Linked DNA regions of Homo sapiens: region 1 is linked to region 2. The links are chromatin loops, found by intact Hi-C in ENCODE. Cell type or tissue: PC-9. All regions are shown on one strand. Each heading gives the region's core, and the rest is flanking DNA. Links, peaks and the distances in the headings are about the cores only.

The links. A loop is a pair of places that touch in the nucleus more often than their neighbours do. Peaks named below come from ENCODE experiments on the same cell type or tissue, not always from the same donor. Only the 100,000 strongest peaks of a DNase experiment are listed, where the experiment ranks them.
Region 1: a loop joins it to region 2, with 5 times the contacts of the local background. A loop is called at or near these places in 5 of 110 quality-filtered maps.

The regions. Positions count from the first base shown.
Region 1 is chrX:134,232,993-134,238,373 of GRCh38, reverse strand. CCDC160 (coiled-coil domain containing 160) reads right to left here and starts at 1,192. Exons shown (of 3, transcript NM_001353453.3): 1 at 1,031-1,192. In PC-9, for the core only: no CTCF peak of the experiment used is centred there; DNase peaks (open chromatin) are centred at 1,243 and 2,923; H3K4me3 peaks cover 1,718 bases.
Region 2 is chrX:134,394,243-134,399,623 of GRCh38, reverse strand. All of the region lies in intron 5 of PHF6 (PHD finger protein 6), which reads right to left. Among named protein-coding and RNA genes, the nearest start is that of PHF6, 24 kb to the right of the region's middle. In PC-9, for the core only: CTCF peaks have their summits at 3,039 and 3,240 (motif pointing right); a DNase peak (open chromatin) is centred at 3,193.

The DNA of each region.
Region 1 (5,381 bases), core at 75-5,074, 160 kb after region 2:
AAAAAAGACAAGTGATATATTTAGAATGTCATTTGGTCTATCTGAAATGTGATACCAGACACTAAGAGGTAATTTCTCTTTTTGTCAACCCATTTCCCCAACTATTATGCCACTAAGTCTTCCTTCCCCAAGCCATACAGATATCAAATGGGACAAGAATCATGAGGAAATTTTATTCAACACAGTACCTCCTCACTTTTAGCACCTATTGAGCAAAGGAGCCACCCTGGCTTGTTGTTAATGAGCACGCCAGGAACCGCATTAGCAAAAGGCTGGAGCCCAGGCCTTGCCTCCCTCCCTCAGAGTGTAGTTAATTTGAAACAAACAAACAAAAAAACATCGAAAAGGGAAGTCATCCTGATTTTTGCCTTCATCTGTCAGGGTCCTAATATATGGGCCAAAGTGTCCACTTCCCGGGACAAATTGTCTTCTCTATTGCTTGGCAGCTATTGAGGGGGAAGAAAAGTACCATTGAAAACTGGGCCCCGTGAATGCTTATTACTCCCCAGTTCTTTGTTATTAGTGTGAAGTTATTCCTTCTAGAAGAAAAGATACGGGGAGTCACCTTAATTCCGAAGGCTGAGACTTTATTAGTATGAGAGTCACATTCTTGCTACAAAGCTGTATCTTTGTATGCATAGTTTGGGAGTTTTCTCTGTAAATTGTTAACTGAAACTCCTGCCATCGTTGCCTCCCGAGGAGAGAAGGTGGCTCGGGGTCGGGGCGCTGCTTCGGTCCCCATTGCAGGTGACACTTTCCACCTCCCCAGTCCCGACCTAGTCGCTGGCGGGCGGCGGGAGAGGCCTGACCCCACTCCTCTTTCCGCACTGCCACTCCCACGTCCTGGTCCTTTCCCTCCCAAACGCTCTCCAGCCCCGGCCTGGGGCTCTAAGGACAGAAATAACTTGCAGTGGGGGTTGGGGTGCGGACCTGGGCGCCTGCCCCTGGCTCCCCGCCCCTTCGCCCCCTGTGTCCGGGAAGAAGAGGGGCGAGCCCGGGGGAGCCCGGGCTTTCCCGTCCGCAGACATACCTGGAAGCGTGGATGCCGTCTGGAGAGCCCGAACCTCTCTTCCTCAAAGACAACCACCACCCGCGCGCGGCAGCCCCCCGTTCGGCTCTGGCCACCGCGACCCCGCCGGGCCGGCTCCGGGCTGAGCCACCGCAGTGCAGCGCCAGCGCGGGCCGCGCGGTTGCCTAGCAACGAGCCTGCCCGATTTAAAGGGACCCGGACTCCGGACGCGCGCAGGGGGCCGGACGCTGGCGTCCCGCAGTCAAAGCCTGGCCGGAGGACTGAGCATGCCCGGTGAAGCGGGTACCGCGGCGGCTTCTGCCCGGCAAGAAATAGGAGCTCGTGGAAGGAAAGCTGAGTCAGGGTGGGAAGGGGCCAGAAACTGCAAGGCAGCCCCACCCGCAGTGGGATTATTTCGGAGGGTCTGGGTGACTCACAAAGCCACCTGGACACTATGACTGTATGCGGGTCCAGACGGCGTGGCATAGGGTCAGTTCCTAGGTCTGCTGTTATTAGCATGACATGGTGGAGGGTTTGCTCTGGAAGGTTGCCAGGATTTGGTGCAGGGTTGCTAACTATGCAGGAGTTCCACCCCACCCTCCATCCCCACGCACACCCTCACGCATTAGCACAATGGTCTGACTTCTGACCAAGGTTTTAAGGACGTTAGGTCAGGAGAGCATTGTGCCGTGGCTATGCCCCTACGGAAGACTGGGCTTGTATCTCAGAGAGCCCATGGTTTCCTCATTTGCCACTCAGGAATTTCTCTAAACCACTCTTGCACCCTACTTGAATTTAAAACCCATTGGGGGCAACTAGTTCCACACTACTGACAGTGTGAAATTGTTTCCTTTTATTTGTCCCCAAAGTACTGTCTTCCTACTTCAAAGTTTGCTCACAACTTCCAGGATTTGGTTGGGTGACAAGCCCATGCTTTTCACTGTGTTATAGATTTTAAACATTGTATTTTGTTGAATCAATAAATGATCTTCTTAGACTTAGGCCAGGCGCAGTGGCTCACACCTGTAATCCCAGCACTTTGGGAGGCCGAGGTGGGCGGATTACCTGAGGTCAGGAGTTTGAGACCAGCCTGGCCAACATGCTGAAACCCATTTCTACTAAAAGCACAAAAATTAGCCTGGCGTGGTGGTGCACACCTGTAGTCCCAGCTACTCGGGAGGCTAAGGCAGGTGAATTGCTGGAACCTGGGAGGCGTGAGCTGAGATCATGCCACTGCACTCCAGCCTGGGTGACAGAGCGAGACTCCATCTCAAAAAATAAATAAATAGGCCGGGCGCGGTGGCTCATGCCTGTAATCCCAGCAATTTGGGAGGCCGAGGTGGGTGGATCACCTGAGGTCAGGGGTTCGAGACCAGCCTGGCCAACATGGTGAAACCTCATCTCTACTAAAAATTACCAAAAAATTAGCCTGGTGTGGTGGCACACATCTGTAGTCACAGCTACTCGGGAGGCTGAGGCATGAGAATCACTTGACCCTGGGAGGCGGAGGTTGCAGTGAGCCGAGATTGCACCACTGCTCTCCAGCCTGGGTGACAGAGTGAGACTCCATCTCTAAATAAATAAATAAATAAATATCTTCTCAGATTTTGATTAGCCTGGTTGCCCAGTACTAATTCTTCCATCACCACGATGGACTTGACCCAGGCTGTGGGACCTGAAACCGTGGGTCTGGGGTGTCTGAAATAGTAACAAGAGTGATTCTTAGGAAAGCTAGTATTTTCTAGGAAGCATTAGGGTGAAAGGAAATATTGGCTTTGGGATCTCAAGTGAAAGGAGGTTTAAGAATTTTTTAAACGTGCCAGTCTAATTTATCAAGGACCTAGCAAGGGAGTGACTTAGGAACAATACCAGGATACATTTCAAAGCTTCAAAACTTCTTGGGAACCGGATGTAACAGGTGTTTGAGAGCTGGCAAAGCTTCTTCCAGGTGCCCTGAGGCCTAGTTCTCAATCACCTTTTTCCTCCTTAGAGAACCAAAGTCAACAAGGGTTGGAGGTAGGAAGAGTCCTAATGTCAATGTGTGTTTTATTATTGACTGACTCCTTCAGAATTAATTTGTGGGATTCTGACAGAACTTCTTTCCTTGACGTTGAGTCTCCAAATTGCCGTGCATCTTCCATGTATTTTTTTTTTTTTTGAGACAGAGTCTGGAGTGCAGACCCAGGCTAGAGTGCAGTGGTGCGATCTCAGCTCACTGCAACCTCTGCCTTCCCGGTTCAAGTGATTCTCCTGCCCCAGCCTCCAGAGTAGCTAGGACTACAGGCCCGCACCACCATGCCTGGCTCATTTTTAAATTTTTTAATTTTTAGTAGAGAAAGGGTTTCTCCATGTTGGCCAGGCTGAACTTGAACTCCTGACCTCAAGTGATCCGCCCGCCTTGGCCTCCCAAAGTGCTGGGATTACAGCCATGAGTCACCGCACCTGGCCTATCATTTGTTTTAATTATTTTAAAAGGATCCCATTTATTTCTGCTGGAGGTAAGATCCCTTATAATAAAGGAATCTTTCTTAATTGCTCCGTGCCTCACTTTCCTCATTTGTACAATGGGAATACTAATTGGACTTAACTCATGAGTGTTGTGAGGATCAAGTGAGTTAATGTTTTTAAGACCCTTAGAACGGTACTTGACACAGAATAAATCCTATACAACTGTTTGCTATTCTTATTATTATATTGCCTTATACATTCATCACTTTCCTAAAATATAAATACAAACACACTGATGGTGATAATTCAGGGTGTGTTCTGGAAAATGGAGTCAGAAATCTTGAGACCCAGAATTCCAAACCTTTATTTCAGGTAGAGTTTCAGATTCTCACCAAGCAACTCCACACCACCCCCATATTCGTGAATAAAAGGCACAAAGATTACCTTGGTCTTGCCGTAATTATCTTTTTAAATATGGTGGGTCACTCCTTGTACCATCGGTATCAAATGGCAGAGGATCAACAACGATTAGGACAGAGAGTTTTGTTATTCAAAGCTACTGCAGACTTGGAGATAGGTTTTCAAATATGTAAGTCAGAAAACGTTTACTATCCTCTGGAAGATTTACCAATACTAAGGCAACAAAGCACTTGATATTGTATTAATAGAATTATACAGTCATACAATGGAGCCCAACCTTCTCATTTCACCACGTGGGAGACTGAGACTCAGAGAAGTAATGTGATTTTTTTCTTGGATCATGCAGCAAAATAGGCTACTTTTGATTGCCCTGGAAAATGATCCTAGTTTCAGTAGCCTCAAACCTGGGCTATTTGGGGCAATGAAAACATATACATTTATAAGTATGTGTATATATATATATAATATTATATATATATATAATTATATATATATATATTTTTTTTTTTTTTGCGACGGGGTCTCACTCTGTCGCCAAGGCTGAAGTGCAGTGGCGTGATCTCAACTCACTGCAACTTCTGCCTCCCGGGTTCAAGCGGTTCTCCTGCCTCAGCCTCTCAAGAAGCTGGGATTTAAGCGTGTGCCACCACACCTGTCTAATTTTTTGTATTTTTAGTAGAGACGGGGTTTTACCACGTTGGCCAGGCTGGTCTCAAACTCCTGACCTCAGGTGATCCACCCGCCTCAGCCTCCCAAAGTGCTCAGATTACAGACGTGAGCCACTGCACCTGGCCTATAAGCATATATTATATGTGGATAAACTATTTGTGCAGATAATAATAATAGCTAACATTTATCACACCCCACATCCTATACATCAGCAAATTCTGTTGGCCGTACCTTCCTAATATCTGACAGCTTCTCCAGCCTGGGCAACAGAGCAGAATCTGACAGCTTCTCACCATTTCCGCCTTTACCACCCCTCCTCTGGCCCTCATCATCTTTTGACTGGACCTTGCAATAGCCTCCTGCTTCTACACTTGCCCGCTGTATTCTTTTCCTACAGCTGCCATAATGAAGTATCACAAACTGGGTGGCTTAAAGCAACAGACACTTATTCTTTCACAGTTCTGGAGGCCTAGAAGCCCAAAACTAAGGTGGTTTGAAGTGGGTTCCTTCTAGAGGCTCTGAGTGAGAATCTGTCTCTCCTAGCTTCTGGTGGTTGCCAGCAATCCTCAACCCTGCACGGCTTGCAGATGCATCACTCCAATCTCTGCCTCCGTCTTCCCATGGTCTTCTCCCTATGTGTCTGTGTGTCTTCACATGGCCATCCTCCTTCTGTGTGTGTCTGTGTGCCCAAATTCTCCTCCTCTTATAAGCATGCCAGTTGTTGGCCTAGGGCCCACCCTAATCCAATATGACCTCATCTTAACTTGATTGCATCTGTAAAGACCCCCTTTCTTTCTCTTTCTTTCTTTCTTTCTTTCTTTCTTTCTTTCTTTCT
Region 2 (5,381 bases), core at 149-5,148:
CAGGAACTCTGTACTTTGTGCTCAATTTTGCTATAAACCTAAAACTGTTCTAAAAATAAAGTCTATTAATTAAGGGAAAAAAGCCACCCTTTAACTTCCTTCTAACTATTCCCTGCCCCTTTACAAGCAAACATATTAGGAGGCTTACCCGTGTTACTATTAACATCCTACACCAGAGTGGTACATTTGTTACAATGGATGAACAAATATAGGCATATTATTATCACCTGAAGTCCACAGTTTACATTAGGGTACTCTTAGTGTGGTACATTCTATGGATTTTGACATGTATGTAACATGCCATGCCACAAATCTCCAATTTCTCACTTCCCATTTATCGAGGTGCATATCAATACGGCTTTTACCCCTATTACTCTACCCAATCTATTTTCTAAGGTCACCCATGGCTCCGTTGTCACTGAATCCAATGGATACTTTTTCAACAGCCCACGAAGTTGACCATTTGGTTCCTTCAGGAACTACTCTCTTCCTTCCTTTGGTTTCCAGGATGTAACACTAATCTGACTTTCCTCCTACCTCTCTAGCCATTCTTTTTCTCTCCCTTTGCAGGCCCATCCTTCTATACCAAGCCTTTAATTGTTAAAGTTCCTCAAGGCTCAGTCCTAGGCCCTTTCCTCTTCTGAACGCTCTCCTTAGGGGATTTTTCCTCCACTCACAAGGATGCAATTATCTATACTCACACTTGGCAAATTTCTATCTCTAGCCAAGATCTCTATTCTGAGAACAAGAACCATATAATCAATCCATCTGCTTCTCTGATATCCCCACTTAGCTAGCTCATAGGTACCTCAAACTTGATCTTTCAAACTTAACTCATCAACTTTCCCCATAAGCTTACTTTACCTCTCCTGTTATCTAAGCAAGTGGCACCCTCCGTCACCCATTTGGATACGCCAGAAACCTTGGAGTCATCTCCAATATCTCTTTTCCCTTATCCCTATATTGGATGCACCTACTAAGTCCCATCAATTCTATCTTCAAACACTCTCTCAAATTTGTCTACTTCTGCTCATCTCCGTAGTTACAACTCTAGTCCAAGCCTTCTATCACTACTAACCAGGATTCCTGCAACAAGCCATTCTCTTTGCTTAAAACCCTCAATTACCTCTTGCTGTTCTTAGGATAATATTCAAAATCCCTACCATTGTGGCCCATGTATTCTTCTCCCAACCTCATATGCCACTCTACCTATCATTTTTGTTTGTTTGAATAAGAGACAGGGTCTCACTCTGTTGCCTAGGCTGGAGTGCAGTGGCATGATTGTAGCTCCCTGCAGCCTTGAAATTCTGGGCTCAAGTAATCCTCCTGCCTCAGCCTCCCGAGTAGCTGGGACTACAGGTGCACACCATACTCAGCTAATTTTTAAAATTTTTGTAGAGAGAGGGTCTCGCTATGTTGTCCAGGCTGGTCTTAAACTCCTGGCCTCAAGCCATCTCCTCACTGGAGCCTCCCAAAATGCTGGGATTACAGGCATGAACCACCATGCCTGCCTCTATCTATCTTTTACTTACATAGCTTTCTATCAATTCCTTGGAAGCATCAAGTTCCTTCCTGTCTAAGTCTTCAAAGATCCTGTTCCTTCTGCATAGAATGTGCCTCCAATCCTCTTTAGTCTTTTAAGACTTAATTTAAATGAAATTTCCTCATAGGTCCCCCCAAACATTTGCTCATGGCACTCTAATTTCTCATTCATGGCATTTATTACAATTGTAACCTATTAATTGTGCAACTATTTATTTAATGTACATCTCTCATATTAGACTTCAAGCTCTTTGGGGCAGAGACCCATCTAATTTATCCCTATATCTCCAATTACCTAACAGGCCTGGAAAATAGTAGCTGAAATATATTTACTAGCTTGTATATAATTCCGGAAGGACTCTGTCCTCAGTTAACTGTCACCATTGATAGGGGAGATATTTTTTTTATCAGAAATGCTTTCTTTTTATTTTGGAGACCAAGTCTTGCTCTGTCACCCAGGCTGGAGTGCAAATGGCGTAATCTCAGTTCACTGCAACCTCCGCCTCCTGGGTTCAAGCAATTCTCCCGCTTCAGCCTCCTGAGTAGCTGGGATTACAGATGTGTGCCACCATACCCAGCTAATTTTTGTATTTTTAGTAGAGACGGGGTTTCACCATGTTGGCCAGGCTGGTCTCCAACTCCTGACCTCAGGTGATCCACCAGCCTTGGCCTCCCAAAGTGCTGGGATTACAGGAGTGAGCCACCGTGCCAGCCCAGAAATGCTTTCTTATATGTTTCGAATCATTTTATAGGCAACTTATCTAAGCCCATCACCACTAACAGGTAAATACATACAGTTCCTGGGACGGGCATTCTAATAACCTAGTGACATAATGATAGTTATAAACTCCATATAGATTTTTAAAATTGCTTTTCAAATTCACAGTCCATTTTTTCCTGAAGCAAAACTGATGACATAGGTTTTAGGTATTTAATATTCAATAATATTTTATTTGTGATGGGAAAATTGAATTGCTATATTATGCAATTATTCTCAAATTTAATATTTCAAAACAGCTCATTTTATATAAAGCTAACATGGCAGAATGAATTATATATTAATAGCATTTATCATATTAAGTATTAGCAAAGTAAGTATTGAGCCACAGATGGCAAATGACCAAGACATTACCATAGATATTAATTCATCTTTGTTCTGGAGACTAGTGCAGTACAATTCTTTTTTTTTTTTTTTTAGTGCAGTACAATTCTTAAAAGACAGTCCCTGAAATACAATCCTATAACCTCCCATCATAAACCATGATCGTAAAGGAGAACATATGTTTCCCATTAGAACAATGGAATAATTGGAAGTTCTGTTTCTGACAAAGCACTCAAAATCAACTAAATTTGAGCTAGATCAATGTGATAAAAGCCAGAAATCAATAAATATAAAGCTTTAATACTTTAAATTATAAAATTATTCTTTCAAGGTCCACAATGAGTATAAACACACTATATATAAAAATGATACAAGCCCCCCGCCCATTGTTCTATAGACGTACACATCGAATCCCAAATTCAAATTAATTGTAGCACAAATCTGAAGTTATAATAATGCTGCCAGTTACAGTAAAAGAAAAGTTGTCTTGAAAAGTATGAATTTAGATCTCTATTAAGTGTCACAGTGCTAAAACATGGCCAAAATTATTCTACTTTATATAGTTTGCAGTGACTTCTCCCTACCACTAGATGGTACTGTCAGCTTCAGAAATCCAGGGAATAAAATGGGAGCTATCTACATAATCAGTATATATTAATCATCCTTCTTAATTATCTCAAATATCCTGTCTCAGTGTGCTCATACTTGTATTCATCAGATCATGAGTCTCAATTCTCAGCTTAACATACAGCATAACATAGTCTCAATCCTCAGCTTAACTTGGATTGTTTGAAATAGGGATGGATACCCCATTCTCCATGATGTACTTATTTCACATTGTGTGCCTGTATCAAAATATCTCATGTACCCCATAAATACACACCTACTCTGTACTCACAAAAATTAAAAATAGATTAAGAAAAAAACCATATAGGGCCACTACAGTCTTAAAGAGAATGAAATAAATGCACTGTTAAAATCTGAAATAATGGAAGGTGGAAAAGCGTACTCAATCTTTCACAAAGGATTTTCCAATTCAATTCTAGAATTCAGTGAGGAGAAAACAGAAGAAAAGCACTACTAAGGTTTTTTCCGTCATATTTTATCACCTCAAAAAAATTATTATTTATCCAGCATGTTTACCTTAAAGACTAGATTTTGCTAACGACTGTATTTTTAACCAACACTTTAAAGTATCTGGACTAATCTCGAGTCCAGAAGTGGAAACTATATTGTTTTGTATTATAAAAGCCAAGATCTAGAGATCAAAAAGGGCCACCAATTTTAACATGCGAATACCAATAATTAGGTAAATCTTCATAAAAGAAACAGCTTCCTAAAACAACAGTGCTCAAACCATTATAATTCTAAGCAACATATTCTCAAAAGCGAACAAAAATTTTAAAGATCTCTAATCTAAATGAAGGGATAGAACAATCGCAGATTACATCTAAGCCATTTTATATTGCTAGTAAAAGTATCAAAACCATCTGTTTGAAAAGGTTTGAAACAAGTCAGAACTCAGTATCAGAGTTTTCGCATACTTTTTACAGACCAAGTTCAACTTGGCTAACTATATATAAACATGACTAACCTGGTTTTATATAAATTTAAGTAGAAACAAACTATTAAATAATTTTTAAAGTTTGTATTTTAAATTTGGTTACTTATTAACACATTGGCATTTTTTAAAGTACTACAGATGTGAATAAAAATATAACAGAAAGCCTGGTGATCACAAAATGTACTACTATTACCAAGCTCACATCATTTATAATATGACAGTATCAAGGATCCCATTTATCATCCTTAAAGAAACACGCAGCTGGCCGAGCACAGTGGCTCACGCCTGTAATCCCAGCACTTTGGGAGGCCGAGGTGAGTGGATCACCTGAGGTCAGGAGTTCCAGACCAGCCTGGCCAACATGGTGAAATCCCGTCTCTACTAAACATACAAAAATTAGCCAAGCGTAGTGGCGGGTGCTTGTAATCCCAGCTACTCAGGAGGCCGAGGCAGGAGAATCGCTTGAACCCAGGAGGCAGAGGTTGCAGTGAGCCGAGATTGTGCCACTGCACTCTGGGCAACAGAGCGAGATTCCGTCTCAAAAAAAAAAAAGAAAAAGAAAACAGAAAAGAAACGAGGCCGGGCGCAGTGGCTCACGCCTGTAATCCCAGCACTTTGGGAGGCCAAGGCAGGCGGATCACGAGGTCAAGAGATCAAGACCATCCTGGCTAACACGGTGAAACCCCATCTCTACTAAAAATACAAAAAATTAGCCAGGCGTGGTGGCGGGCACCTGTAGTCCCAGCTACTCGGGAGGCTGAGGCAGAGAATGATGTGAACCCGGGAGGCGGAGCTTGCAGTGAGCCAAGATCACGCCACTGCACTCCAGCCTGGGCAACACAGCGAGACTCTGTCTCACAAAAAAAAAAAAACACAAAGAAATGAAACACGCAGCCACCAGCATAATTTCTTACTAAAGATAGATTTTCAGCATATACTTTACAAGGACTTTGGGGTAAAAGTTTTCTTAAAAGTTCAGATCTTGGTCGGGCACGATGGCTCACGCCTGTAATCCCAGCACTTTGGGAGGCTGAGGCAGGTGGATCACGAGGTCAAGAGTTCAAGACCAGCCTGGCCAACACAGTGAAACCCCATCTCTATTAAAAATACAAAAATTAGCTGGGCATTGCAGTGCACGTCTGTAATCCCAGCTACTCAGGAGGCTGAGGCAGG